2 separate regions of the Homo sapiens genome follow, and region 2 is linked to region 1. A link is a contact called in ENCODE Hi-C or POLR2A ChIA-PET data. All regions are on one chromosome and are shown on one strand. Each heading gives the region's core, a stretch centred on a gene start or an enhancer-like site at or near the end of the contact. The rest is flanking DNA. Distances are from core to core; before and after follow the strand shown.

Region 1 (7,169 bases), core at 1,905-4,404:
AAGAGATAGGGTCTCACTCTGTCACTCAGCCTGGAGTACGGTGGTACAATCTCAGCTCACTGCTGCCTGGATCTTCTGGGTTCAAGCAGCCCTCCCACCTCAGCCTCCTGAGTGGCTGGGACCACAGGTGCATGCCACTACACCCAGCTAATTTTTTTTTAATGTAGACATGGGGTCTCGCTATGTTGCCCAGGTTGGTCTCGAACTCCTGGGCTCAAGCAATCCTCTCACCCTGGCTTCCTAAAGTGTTGGGGTTACAGGCGTGAGCCATGGCACCCAGCCCATAGCTTCCGATTAATAGAACGGTGGGACAGTAGGAAAATGGGCGCCCTTGAAAACCATGGTTTTGCATGGGAGAAAAAAAAATTAAAAACAGCCTCTTAGCTAAGAAACTAAGGTCTTGAGAAATTGGCTTCCCCGGGGTCATAAAGTCCACGTGAGTCACTGTCTGTTTTCACAGCTTGGTAATCTTTCCCATGTTCCAGTACAATGTGTAGAAGAAACTAGAACTAGAAGGCCTGGGCGCAAGCCCTGACTCCATCACTTGCTGGCTGGGAACCTGGGACTCTCAAAGCCTCATTTTTTCTCATTTTCTTTTAGGGGAGAGATGAGTGGGGGCTGCATTTTGCCCAGAGCCTAGCCTGTAGAGTCACTAATGTTACTTAAGATAGTACACTGCCTCCCATATCTGATGGTTGACTCGTAGTTTTGTGGGTGAAAATGTATAAATACAGAGCTTTTAAAAAGTTACTTTAAGAAGATTAACCATGGAAAATTAGACACAAATCCCTTCAGTTCCTGCGGTCATAACCATACGCAGCAGCGTTTGCTTCCGTGATTGTGTGATGGTTGAAAACTCGCACTCTGGAGCTATCATTGCCTGGGTTTGAGTCCTGGCTCTACCATTTACCAGCTGTGTGACATTGGACAAGTTCAGTCACTTGTCCACCCACCCCGTGCCCCCTACCCTGTGCCTCAGCGAAATAAGCAGTGGGAATTTAGAGTATCTGCCTCAAAGGATTGCTGGTGCTTGGTACATATTTGTTAAGGCAGGTGTGTTCATGTTTCACTATTACATGTAGGAGCCCTTAGGACGTGGCACAGGCACAAGGGAAGGTGTGCAGGTAATAGGGATGGGTGTTGTGACAGCCTCTATGCAGCACTGTAGGGGTCGAATACGGCGATGCTGACACAGGCTGGGGGTGGGCTGTGGAACAGGGAACCCCGCATGGGGCTGTGTGCTGTATCCCGGTCCCCAGCGTGCGGCGGAAGAGGCTGCTTACAGGGCAGACCTTTGGGCAGCGTTAAAGGATGTGAAAACACCCTCTCATCCCACCACCCTGAATAAACCCACTTTGTTTTTGTGTAGTATTTTATCTAGATTGTCACATAGTTTCAGCATCATGTCTACTGTTTTGTAAGCCATTTTTCAGCTAAGGTTTTCTCTGTTATACTGTCTTTCTAAATATTTTCATTTCATTAAACAAAACCAACTGAAGTTTCAAAACTGTTCTGTCCCTGTTGGGGACAAGGTAAAAAGCTAAGGTTGCTTTGTGTTTGTATATGGGGTTTTCTCTTATTTCTGTTACAACAGAAAGTCTGTGTTTCACAGCGAGAGTTTATAACATCTTCCCCCAGCTTTGGGGTGAGTTTTCTTAAATTCTTCTTACGCAATGTAACTTCCTGCTGAAGAAAGGACATTGGAATTGGGTTTTCTGTCTGCGATGGGAATGTTTAGTCAGATATTTAGAGAGCTTTTTCCCACAGATATTTTTATGGGGGTCACTGCTTTATCCTCCTTTCCATGAACTTGGCTTTGTTCTAAGAGCCTACTAGAAGCCGAGTTCTCATGCAAGACACTGTGCCCAGGTCACAAGTGCACGATGACATTTAACCTTGATGGAAATGTGCAGTTGAGAATCTTGTTTTCTCCACCTTCCTCTTCAGATTGGCTTGAAAGAAATACCCTTTAGCAAGTAATGGGAAGAGTTGCCTCAAATTGAGCCTTTGGGAATCTGAAGTCTTTTACAAGAAAGGCTGATCTGTTTCCTGAGGTGGGGCTGGGAGCTTGTAGGTGCCCCCATTTCTCTTTCTTTGGAGCCTCTTTAACTATCAATGTACCATGATCCCGTGCCATAATCAGCCTGTGGGACTTCACTGTTGACCTGGTCCAGGTAACTAGAATGTGGTTGAGCCTCATAGAAAAAAGAGATCCAGAGAGTCCTGGATTGGGAGCCAGAAGGTGGTCTTGTCTAAGCCTTGTCACGTAACTCTTCCATAATATTCAGGCAAATCATCAGTCCCCTCTGAGCTTCCATTTTCTCCTGGTAAAGTGGCATCCCGTGCAATGAGAAATGAGCAGGAAAATGCCCTGCGGGCTGGAGGCCTTGAGCACTTAAATGAAAGTTGAGGGTGGTGTTCCCGGGAAGGCCATTCATTAGTCCCTGTGTCTTGAGCCAAGGTGATGTGAGAACTGTACCTTGACGTGGCCTTGATTGAGGAAATAAAAGGCTGAATTGTAGCAGATGAAGTTGGAAATCTTGCCAGGGGTCAGCAAGCTTATTCCTCAAAGCATCCTCAAAAGAAGGATTGGTGTTTTCCGTGATAGAGGCTTCAAGTGGTTATGGCTGGATTCCAGTTATTCATGGCCTCTCCCATAATCTAGATGTATAAACTTGTTAAATTATCTGGAGTCATTTTTACATGTTATTCACTCTGTATCTTTCCTAGGAGAATTAGCTCTGGAAGTTCACAGCCTCCTATGTAAAGTACTGTGCTTCCCTTTTTTCTTCCCTAAGCTGTCCTCTTTTACTCCAGAAATTTTGGTAAAGGTCTATTAATGTTTAAATCCCTTTACTGAGTTAAATTTTTGCCGGGTATTAAGCTGTTCATAGTATGTGCTGTTTTTTCCTGAGTAGTTTTGCTCTGTCACCCAGGCTGGAGTGCAGTGGCACGATCTCAGCTCACTGCAACCTCAGCCTCCCAAGTAGCTTGGACTACAGGAGTGCACCACCATGCCTTTTTTGTATTTTTAGTAGAGGCAGGGTTTTGCTGTGTTGGCCAGGCTGGTCTCAAACTCCTGGCCTCAAGTGATCTGCCCACCTCGGCCTACCAAAGCAAAGTGCTGGGTTTACAGGCGTGAGTCACTCTGCCTGGCCCCTTTGCAAATCTTTTTCTTCATTGTAGTTTTTCACCATCACACATTTCCTGTTGCCCTTCCTTCCAGACTAGGAAGGGCCTGAGACCTAGAGACAGCAGTACTGGGTCAAGGGCTCACTTTAGCATTAGGAGAATTGTCCCAAGTTAGAGAGAACCTTTTCTTTTTGAGAAGTATTTGAGAAATAACTGGAGTTATCACGGAAGTCTCCAAAGGTATGAGGTTAGGTTTTTCAAGAGTAGTTTTGTGGGCAGGGGACCAGGGAGTGGGTGCTGCTGATTGGCTGTGGATGCAATCAAAGCCATGTGCTGAGTCTGCAGGGGTTGGGGGGAGTCATGAGTCTCTAGTCTGGGTGGGGTAAGTCTGAGAAACATTCAGAAGACCAATCTTAGTTTCTATAATAGTGGTGTTAACTACAGGAGCACTTGGGGAAGTCAAAGATCTTGTGGCCTCTGGCCACATGACTTCTGAGCAATACGGGATTATAAAAACTGTGCTTACATTTTAGCAGAATTCAGGCCCCTCTCAATCCTAATCTTGTGACCTTTCATTAGCCTCAGCCCCCTGAACAAGGAAGGGATCAGTTTTATGGAGGGACTGTTACCATCTTTGCTTCGAAGTTAAACTGTAAACTAAATTTCTCCCGTGGTTAGCTTGGCCTATGCCCAGGAATGAGTGGAGACAGCTAGCCTGTGAGGGTAGACGCAAGATGGAGTCAGCCATGCTAGATTTCTTACTGTCCATAATCTTTGCAAAGGTGGTTTCAGCAGTAGTAAATACAAGCAACCAGATAAAGGTCTACTAGGCAGATCTTTACAGACACACAATAGCTTGTGAATTCCTGTTGATCTCATCTGGGCTCTCTAATATGTAATAGTTTTACAGCATTCTCAGCATGACAAATATTTTTCTACTTTACCGTTTGTTAGAATCCAGTGAACTTAAAAATCCTCTCCTTTCAAAAAGCAAATACTAGATTAAAATAGTTGCAAAGCTTTCTTTTAGGGATTGGAGAAGTGTAGCTACCTTTTGGCATGGTACAGACTTGGAATCTGTTTGCCTTGGCTGGTATTCCAGTCTGCCCTTCTTTAAATGTGTACCTCCTCAGGTATAAAATGGGAATGAGTAATAGTACCTAAGGATAAATTCCCAGTTGAATTAACCTGATAAGAAAATCTTCAGCTCTTTATAGAACATTGCCATCCCACTTTTTTGGGCTATCTTTTAATGTCACCTTGGTTTAAATGTTCATTCTTGTATAGGTCATCCATGTCAATAGTGTTAGAACCTTGGATATCCCCAGCAAACCATCTCATTACTCATTCTTTATTCTTCCATTGCCCACAGCCTGAAATCTTTTGATATTTCACTAAAATATCATTTGTATTTCCCTTTTTGCTACAAACAATAGAGATCTTAAATATACACTTCAGGTTTGACATATGCATACATCCGTGGAGCCTTCATCAGGATCAAGACCTACATGGTACATTTCTGTACCCCAGGAAGTTCCTTCCTATCCTTCTCTAAGCCCACCACCTCCATCACTTTCAGATTTCTAGAACCTAAATTCATTTTGCCTGTTCTTGAAGTTAATATAAATGAAAATTTGGGTCTGGCCTTCATTCACAATGTAATGTTGTAATGTTTCATCCACAATAGTTTCCCTTTCTATTGCCGAGGGGATATACCATTGTATGCAGATGCCACAGTTTGATCATCTGTTCTGTTGATATTGGGCTGTTGCCAGTTCTTGGCTATTGGGATAAAGCTGTCCTGAGTCTGCTTTCATTTTCTCTGTCTGAGATGCTCTGTGGTTCCTGTCTCCTGCTTCCTAGCCCTGCAACCTTGGGCAAGTGTCTTAATCTCTCTGCTTTGGTTTCCTTATCTGTAAAATGGTAGGTTGGAAAATAACTCAGGGTTGGGACTAACATTAAAAAAAAGAGAGAGAGATAGGGTCAGACATGCCTATAATCCCAGCACTTTGGGAGGCTGAGGTGGGAGGATCACCTTAGGTTGGGAGTTTGAGCCCAGCCTGAGCAACGTAACCAGTCCCTGTTTCTACATTTTAAAATCTCAAAGTTTTTCAAATGAAATAGAAGAGAACTTGAGAGTGAATGACATGGAACTGCACACAATGCGTCACACATGTAAATAGAGTTTTGTGTATGTATGTGTATACTAAACACAGTATAAAAATGTATTTGTTATAATTTAGGCAAATCGGTTTGCCAAGCACTGTATGTGCCATTGTAAGCAAGGAAGTTGAACTCTCCTGAGGTTATTTAGTAATAGGTATTTCTAGCTTCAGCATGTCTCAAACAGTCACTTACATAGTGCTTGCTGTGAGCCACGCGCTATTTTAAAAGCTTTCCATATAACATCATATACTCACAACCATCCTTTGAAGTGGGCTTGATTCCCATTTTATATATGGAGAAGTTGAGACAGGGACTATCCCACTTGCCCATGATCACAAAGCTAGAAAGGAAGGGCCAAGATTTGAACCTAGGCAGTGCAAGTGTAGAGTCTTTGCTGTAAACCACTATTCCTGGGGAGACAGGTAAAATAAATTGTATGTGCAAATGCAAATTGATAAGTAATTGATACAATACTCCACCCCTTTATTCCAGATATGAGAAATGAGTGTTGGACGTCGAAGAATAAAGTTGTTGGGTATCCTGATGATGGCAAATGTCTTCATTTATTTTATTATGGAAGTCTCCAAAAGCAGTAGCCAAGAAAAAAATGGAAAAGGGGAAGTAATAATACCCAAAGAGAAGTTCTGGAAGATATCTACCCCTCCCGAGGCATACTGGAACCGAGAGCAAGAGAAGCTGAACCGGCAGTACAACCCCATCCTGAGCATGCTGACCAACCAGACGGGGGAGGCGGGCAGGCTCTCCAATATAAGCCATCTGAACTACTGCGAACCTGACCTGAGGGTCACGTCGGTGGTTACGGGTTTTAACAACTTGCCGGACAGATTTAAAGACTTTCTGCTGTATTTGAGATGCCGCAATTATTCACTGCTTATAGATCAGCCGGATAAGTGTGCAAAGAAACCTTTCTTGTTGCTGGCGATTAAGTCCCTCACTCCACATTTTGCCAGAAGGCAAGCAATCCGGGAATCCTGGGGCCAAGAAAGCAACGCAGGGAACCAAACGGTGGTGCGAGTCTTCCTGCTGGGCCAGACACCCCCAGAGGACAACCACCCCGACCTTTCAGATATGCTGAAATTTGAGAGTGAGAAGCACCAAGACATTCTTATGTGGAACTACAGAGACACTTTCTTCAACTTGTCTCTGAAGGAAGTGCTGTTTCTCAGGTGGGTAAGTACTTCCTGCCCAGACACTGAGTTTGTTTTCAAGGGCGATGACGATGTTTTTGTGAACACCCATCACATCCTGAATTACTTGAATAGTTTATCCAAGACCAAAGCCAAAGATCTCTTCATAGGTGATGTGATCCACAATGCTGGACCTCATCGGGATAAGAAGCTGAAGTACTACATCCCAGAAGTTGTTTACTCTGGCCTCTACCCACCCTATGCAGGGGGAGGGGGGTTCCTCTACTCCGGCCACCTGGCCCTGAGGCTGTACCATATCACTGACCAGGTCCATCTCTACCCCATTGATGACGTTTATACTGGAATGTGCCTTCAGAAACTCGGCCTCGTTCCAGAGAAACACAAAGGCTTCAGGACATTTGATATCGAGGAGAAAAACAAAAATAACATCTGCTCCTATGTAGATCTGATGTTAGTACATAGTAGAAAACCTCAAGAGATGATTGATATTTGGTCTCAGTTGCAGAGTGCTCATTTAAAATGCTAAAATAGATACAAACTCAATTTTGCATAGAAAGGTGTATTTTGAATAGTTCCCATGTTGTGTTCTCACATTAGAGTAATTTCTATATTAAACCATGAAAATTGCCTTTATGAGTGATACCCATTTGAGGGCCTCTAAACCCTTCAATTTGGTACTCACGTGAAGAGGGAAAGCGGAAG
Region 2 (7,169 bases), core at 3,388-5,887, 120 kb after region 1:
TTCAAATGCAGCCTGAGCAACACAGTGAGACCCCATCAGTAAAAAACCAAAAAAACCAAAACCAAAGTCTTCACCAGGAGCTGCCAGGCCCTACGTGGTCTACAACATGCATATACATCCCCCGCCCCCCAACATCCCTGCTCTGCTCTCTGACCTTCCCTCCCATCCCCATCTCCTGCTACCCTGGCCTCCTTGATGCTACTAGATCACACTAAGCACATTCCCAAATCAGGGCCTTGGCACTCAGTCTGGAATGCCCGTCCTCCTGATGGCCACAATGTTCCTTCCCTCACTTCCTCCCGGGCTCCATCCCCCAACCCACCACCATTATTCTTCATAGCATTTCTCACCAGCTGATACTATATACTTATTTATTTGTTTATGGCCTGTCTTCCTCCACTAAGATGTGAAATGCATGAGCAAAAAACCTTGTCTTATTCCCTGCTATATCCCTAGCATTTAAACAGTACTAGGTTCATAGATGATGCTCAGTAAATATTCAATAAAGAAATCTCTCCAAGTCACTAAACATAAATATAACAACCTTTTCAATGGTTTTATAACATGTGCTAATATGAATAGATCACAATTCACGAAACCATCTCCCGTTAATGATGTATATGTTGTTTTTCACTTTTTGCTACATTAAGCGATGCTTGTGACAGACATTTTTACGTACCCTTCTCTATTAGTCCTTTTGTTTCTATAGGATATCTTCTCTAAAGCTGGATTGGTGTGTCAAGAGATAGGCATCGGCTGGGTGTGGTGTCTCACACCTGTAATCCCAGCACTTTGGGAGGCCGAGGTGGGCAGATCATGAAGTCAGGAGTTCGAGACCAGCCTGACTAACATGGTGAAACCCCATCTCTACTAAAAATACAAAAATTAGCCGGGCATGGTGGCGTGTGCCTGTAATCCCAGCTACTCAGGAGGGTGAGGTAGGAGAATCTCTTAAACCTGGGAGGCAGAGGTTGTGGTGAGCCAAGATCACGCCACTGGACTCCAGCTTGGTCATGACAGAGTGAGACTGCATCTCAAAAAAAGAAAAAAAAAATGAGAGAGATAGACATCAAGTTTGAATAGCCATTAGTGCTTTTCCTTAGTCACTGTTCATAGACAAATCCCCAAGCAAGGCCTCCATCATTTCCTGGAATCTGGGGCCAGTGCAATATTGCCCTTAGACCAGGCAAGAGGCCCTCTACCCTTTGGAGGGCCTTGCATGTCACAAACACAAAAATTAAATTTATTGAAGACCACATGGGAGCTTTTGTCACCTGGGATGCTGGACATATCACTGGCACAGTGTGACCCGTAATCGTGAGCACCGATGAGTGAGATGAACACCCTTAGTCTCCACATTTCCCTCCTATGTTCTCAAAACAAAAGGCTGCTGAGCCCAAACACTGCGAAGGTCTACAGGTTGTGCCCCTGCTGACACTGGAGACAGACACTGCTTTGGAGGGAGAAGGAATGTAATTGCCTCATATGTGTGTCCCTTCTCTCAGAGAGCATGAATTCAAGAGGTCCTGGCATAACCAAATATTATTTCTCAATAGTGCCAAGGGCCTATTTTTTTCTTAATTTGTCCTAATCCGTGATTCTGGAGGCATTCACAAATTAGCTTAGTGTTTACAGGAGTCGCACGTGGTGGCTGTGTCAGTTATCTATTCCTGCGTAACAAACCACACCGAAACTGGGTGGCTTAAAACGACAAAAATTTATTTGCTCATAATTCTAGGTTGGGCTCAGCTGGGCAATTTTTCTGCTGATCTCCTTTGGGGTCACTTATACAGCTGCAGTCAGCCAGCAGCTCAGCTGGCACTGGATGTTCCCAGATGGCTTTGTTTATGTGCTTGATATTTACGCTGGCTATTGGCTGGGGTGCCCTAGTTCTCCTTCAAATAGCCTTTCCTCCTTTAGGAAAGAACTGGGCATTTTCACATAATGGCAGAAATGTGTAATGTAATTAAGGCCTAGCTGTGGGAGTTGCAACATGTTACTTCTGTCTCAGTCTATGGAGCAAATGAAGCCTTAAGGGATGCCCAGATCCAGGGGTTGGAAGGATATAGACTCTATGTCTCCATGAGAAACATGGCAGAAATTATATTGCAAAGGGGCTGGATGCAGGGAGGTAAGACGTGTTGGGGACCATTATGTAACAATATACCACAGTGCCTGAGGAACATTTTGCCAGGCTGAAGAATTGATATTTTTTGGCGAGGCACAGTGGCTCACATGTGTAATTCTAGCACTTTGGGAGGCCAAGGTGGGTGAATCGCTTGAGCTCAGGAGTTCAAGACCAGCCTGGGCAACATGGTGAAACCCTGTCTCTACCAAAAATACAAAAAATTAGCCAGGTGTGATGGTGTGCACCTGTGGTCCCAGCTACTTGGGAACCTGAGGTGGGAGAATCGCTTGAGCCTGGGAGGTGGAGAGCCATGATCGCACCACTGTACTCCAGCCTGAGTGACAGAGTTAGATCCTGTCTTAAAAAAAGGAAAAAAAAAAGAATTCATATTTGTCTTACATTTATATACATGTAGTTGTAAGATATTTGAAGCATGATACAGATTCTTTGCTTTGCTTATTAAGCAGACATTAAAACCCAGAATTGTGAAGTTTTATTTATTAATTTTGAGATGGAGTCTCGCTCTGTTGCCAGGCTGGAGTGCAGTGGCACGATCTTGGCTCACTGCAACAACCTCTGCTTCCCTGGTTCAAGTGATTCTCCTGCCTCAGCCTCCCGAGTAGCTAGAACTACAGGTACGCACCACCACACCCAGCTAATTTTTGTATTTTTAGTACAGATGGGGTTTCACCATGTTGGCCAGGATGGTCTCAATCTCTTGACCTCATGATCTACCAGCCTTGGCCTCCCAAAGTTTTGGGATTACAGGCGTGAGCCACTGTGCCTGGCTGAAGTTTTATTTTTATAATAATATTGAATAAGATTTAATTATCAAGTATAAAAAAATTTAGCCTTACTTAAATAACTTTATTTTTTAAATTTACTAAATTTTTGTATTTTGCTTTGTAATATTAATAATTTGGACAGGCGTGGTGGCTCATGCCTGTAATCCCAGCACCTTGGGAGGCTAAGGTGAGAGGATCACTTGAGCCCAGGAGTTTGAGACCAGCCTGGGCAACATAGTGAGACCCCTGGTGGAGCTGGGGAAAGAGCCACAGAGAGAGCTCAAAAAATTAGCTGGGCATGGTAGTGAGCACCTGTAGTCCCAGCTACTTGGAAGGCTTAGGTGGGAAGATTGCTTAAGTTTGGGAGGTCGAGGCTACTGTTGCCCAGGATGGAGTGCAGTGAACTGTGATCATACCACTGCACTCCAGCCTGGGCAACAGAGCAAGACACTGTCTCAAAAAAAAAAAAAAAAGTTGAATGTTTTAGAAGAAAAACAACTTTATTTTGTAAACTCTTAGATCACTAGGAATGAATACAAGTTGAGTTGGGATCAATTTAGAAAATATGACAGTGGAGCTCAAAAAAAAAAAAAAGCCAAAAAAGGAAAAGTATTCAGAAGCGCATCAGCTTAAATTTTTTAAAACTGGCAACACTGAAAATGAACAGTTTTCTGTTGAGGTCTCTCATAAAATTTGTAAGCAAGAGAACTTCACAAACTCTTTTTCTTTTCCCTTCCCTCCTTCCCTCCCTCCCTCCCTCCCTGCCTCCCTCCCTCCCTTCCTTCCTTCCATTTTTGAGCCAGGGTCTTGCTCTATTGCCCAGGCTAGAGTACCGTGGCATTATCATAGCTCACTGCAGCCTGGAACTCCTGGGCTCAAGCATATCTCCTGCCTCAGCCTCCCAAGCTAAGACTACAAATGCATACACCTCACATGGCTAATTTTTTATCTTTTGTAGAGATGAGGTCCAGCTATGTTGCCCAGTCTGGTCTTCAGCTCCTGGCCTCAAGTGATTCTGCTGCTGCCCAGGCTGGAGTGCAGTGAGCTGTCATCACAGCCTCCTAAAGTGTTGGGATTACAGGTGCGAGTCACAATGCCCAGCCACAGATTCTTTTTTAATGAGATTTTAATGCTGATGAAACTGTAAAAATAAGCAAGAAAATTATTCTCATTAAATTCATAACTTGAAGAGGTTGAATGCAATTCCTGCAACTTCTTTTTTTTTTTTTTTTTGAGACAGAGTCTCGCTGGAGTGCAGTGGTGCGATCTCGGCTCACTGCAACCTCCCCTCCTGGGTTCAAGCAATTCTCCTGCCTCAGCCTCCCAAGTAGCTGGGATTACAGGCGCCCGCCACCATGCCACCTAATTTTTGTATTTTTAGTAGAGACGAGGGTTTCTCCATGTTGGTCAGGCTGGTCTCGAACTCCTGACCTCAGGTGATCCACCCACCTCAGCCTCCAAAAGTGTTAGGCCTGGCCGCAACTTCATATTTTTTTTTTTACCAAATGAGGATCTGATTACAGATCCAAAGAATAAGAAGGTATGTGGCCTCTGTTTGCACTTGCAAGTGTTGGGGGCAATGAAACTGTGTCAATCAGCTTCCTTCTCCCCAGAGTCTGTTTTCAGGTTAGGCAGGAGAACAGGGCAGAGTCATTCCCAGAAGCCTGGGCCTTGTCAGATTCTTCAGAAGAGACGGCCTCCTGGGACACTCTGGATCCCTGGCAGAGAGCTCAACCCTGACAGCCTCCCTGAGTCATACCAGAGCAGTCACTGGGTCCTGATGTCCCTGTTTCAGATGCTCTGCTCCCTGCCCCCGCATCTCTGGAGTCATCGGGCTGCTGCATGCCCATCAACCTGAGTAGTTGCAGGCTATTGGTGTCATTTCTGGAAAAGAAGGCAGCTGCTTCTCTGTTTGTTTTTCTCTTCCAACACAGTGCCGTATTTACCTACAGAACCACCACAAAGTGACAGCCCTGGCAGATCTGCTACCATTCAGCAGCTGCCTCAAGTCACCCAACATAGTGTTTGAGTCTCCAGTGAGAGGGAGGGAGACAAAGGCTGCATTCCACAGACCTGGTGATGGAGGCCCAGAGGAGAGAAGTGATTTCCTCAAGGTCACCCTGCTTCTCGGTAGCAGACCCAGGATTCTCAATCTTTAGTTCAGATGTTTCCCATTGTATGAATTAGGAATACTGAACTGTCTTCACTTTTTGTTTGTTTGTTTGTCTTTGAGACAGGGTCTCACTCCCCTTGCCCAGGCTAGATTGCAGTGGTGCAATCACAGCTCACTGCAGCCTCAACTTTCTGGGCTTAGGTGATTTTCCCTTCTCAGCCTCCTGGGTATCTGGGACTACAGGTGTGTGCCACCATGCCTGGCTCATTTTTTGTATTTTAGTAGAGATGGGGTTTCGCTATGTTGCTCAGGCTGGTCTTGAACTCCTGGGCTCAAGTGATCCACCTGCCTTGGTCTCCCAAAGTGCTGGGATTACAGGCGTGAGCCACATCTTGGTTAGAAGTTTGTTCTTTTGTTTTTTTGCCCTCCTTTGTAAGACAGCCCTATCCTGATAAATTATCAGGATACAGGCTTAGGGATTGGGTGAGTTTACCAATGAGATTGCAAGAATGCTAATTAAATTATCCCTTTCCCAGGAGCCTCTGCTTCCTGAGGCTGCCCCACTCCCAGCCAGCAAATGCAAATGGACTTAACTGCAGTAAACTTTTGTTTACTTGGGGATGTTGGTTACATTTTCAACTGCAAAGATTTATAACCAAAGTTAAGGGGTTATAAAAAGACCTCAGTGTCCTATTTATTATAACGTGAAAAGTAAATATCCAGACTACTTTATTTGCAATAGCAAAAGTTTGGAAATAACTAACTTGCCCATTAAAATAGGATTGATGAAATGACTTCTAGTACATCCACAGGACAGCATACTATGGAGATATGAAAAAGGAATGATACAGAAGCTTTCCTTTTTACTTTTAAGTTATATTTTTTGCATAATAATCTACAAATAGAATACTGTATAATGAAAAGCCTCCCTTCTATTCTGTCTCCCAGCCACCAAGTTCACCTTCTGACAGGCAACCAGCATGACCTATTTCTTCTGTAACCTTTTAAAGACATTTCATTCACATAGAAGCATTTATAAGGATAGTCAGCCCAGTATTTTGAGGCTGGGCTCAAATGCCTCTGGCTTTTTTCATTTACTGTTTTCATTTGTTCAGGAAACACTTACCGAGCACCTACTATGTGTCAAGCACTCTTTTAGGCATTTGGAATTTGGTAGTGAACAAAACAAATACATTTCTTGCCCTCCTGGAGCTTACATTTAAAAAAATTTTTTTTTTTTCCAAGACAAGGTCTTGCTCTGTCACCCAGGCTGGAGTGCAGTGATGTGAACACTGCTTGCTTCAGCCTCGGCCTCCTGGGCTCAAGTGATCCTTCTGCCTCAGCCTTCCAAGTAGGTGGGACTACAGGCACCCACCACTACCCCCAGCCAGTTTTTAAATTTTCTGTAGAGACGGGGTCTCACCATGTTGCCCAGGCTGGTCTCAAACTCCTGGGCTCAAGCAATCCTCCCTTCTTGCCCTCCCAAAGTGCTAGCATTACAAGTGAGCCACTGAGCTGGCCACACTTACATTTTTGTGGGATATAAATAAACAAGTGATATATAGTGATAAGTGGTAAGTGCTATGGAGCAAAACAGGGTAAGGGGATAGATGTGTGTGCATGTATGCATGTGTGTGTGGCGAGGGTGGTGGTGAATGGGATGTGGATATTTTATGATAGGGTGGTGTGGAAGACCAGAATATGCCACCCCAAAATATGAAGGATTTTTGAGCTAAAGACAATTAAGAAGAAGCAGATACAGGAAAGCTCTCTGCCCTCCTTCTATTTGCCTAAAAGCAGGACATAGATTTACAAAGGCAAAAGATATCCTACCCTGCTACCCTTCTTCCAGGGAAAACAAAGATTAGCACTGAAGGTCTAACTTTGGACCCTTATCAGCCTGGAGATGTCACCAGAGGAAGCCACATGAACAGGCCTTACTAGCCAGGCTGTTTCTGCCATTTATTGGCTTTCTCACAAGTTGCTGCCCCTAGAGACTCAAAATCCTTTTCCTTTGCCTTGTCACTTCTCTAAATATTCATTGTTCTTTGTTGACAATGCCACATAAGCTAGAATTCAAAGCCACCTTTTTGAGAACTACTCATTCTCTGGGTGTGTTCCATGTATACATTAAATATACATG

What was found. A loop is a pair of places that touch in the nucleus more often than their neighbours do. ChIA-PET counts read pairs that join two places held with the same protein, here RNA polymerase II (POLR2A). Pooled maps may share reads with other maps.
Region 2: a map with no recorded cell type shows a loop between it and region 1 (2.2-fold over the local background). The contact joins two enhancer-like sites. A Hi-C loop is called at or near these places in 2 of 168 maps with a recorded cell type or tissue (Caco-2 and GM12878), 1 of 37 single-sample maps with no recorded cell type and 2 of 50 pooled maps. POLR2A ChIA-PET finds 5 or more read pairs at or near these places in 2 of 52 experiments (activated B cell and activated T-cell).

What each region holds. Positions count from the first base shown.
Region 1 is chr2:62,216,422-62,223,590 of GRCh38, forward strand. It overlaps B3GNT2 (UDP-GlcNAc:betaGal beta-1,3-N-acetylglucosaminyltransferase 2), which reads left to right. Exons shown (of 2, transcript NM_006577.6): 2 at 5,791-7,169. The coding sequence starts at 5,800. The coding sequence ends at 6,993. Among named protein-coding and RNA genes, the nearest start is that of MIR5192, 14 kb to the left of the region's middle. RefSeq lists an enhancer at 1,223-1,722. Within about 2 kb of position 3,155, at least 2 of the 41 ENCODE cell types and tissues checked have a DNase peak (open chromatin) inside an H3K27ac peak, as active enhancers do.
Region 2 is chr2:62,336,459-62,343,627 of GRCh38, forward strand. No RefSeq gene overlaps it. Among named protein-coding and RNA genes, the nearest start is that of MIR5192, 130 kb to the left of the region's middle. Within about 2 kb of position 4,638, at least 5 of the 41 ENCODE cell types and tissues checked have a DNase peak (open chromatin) inside an H3K27ac peak, as active enhancers do.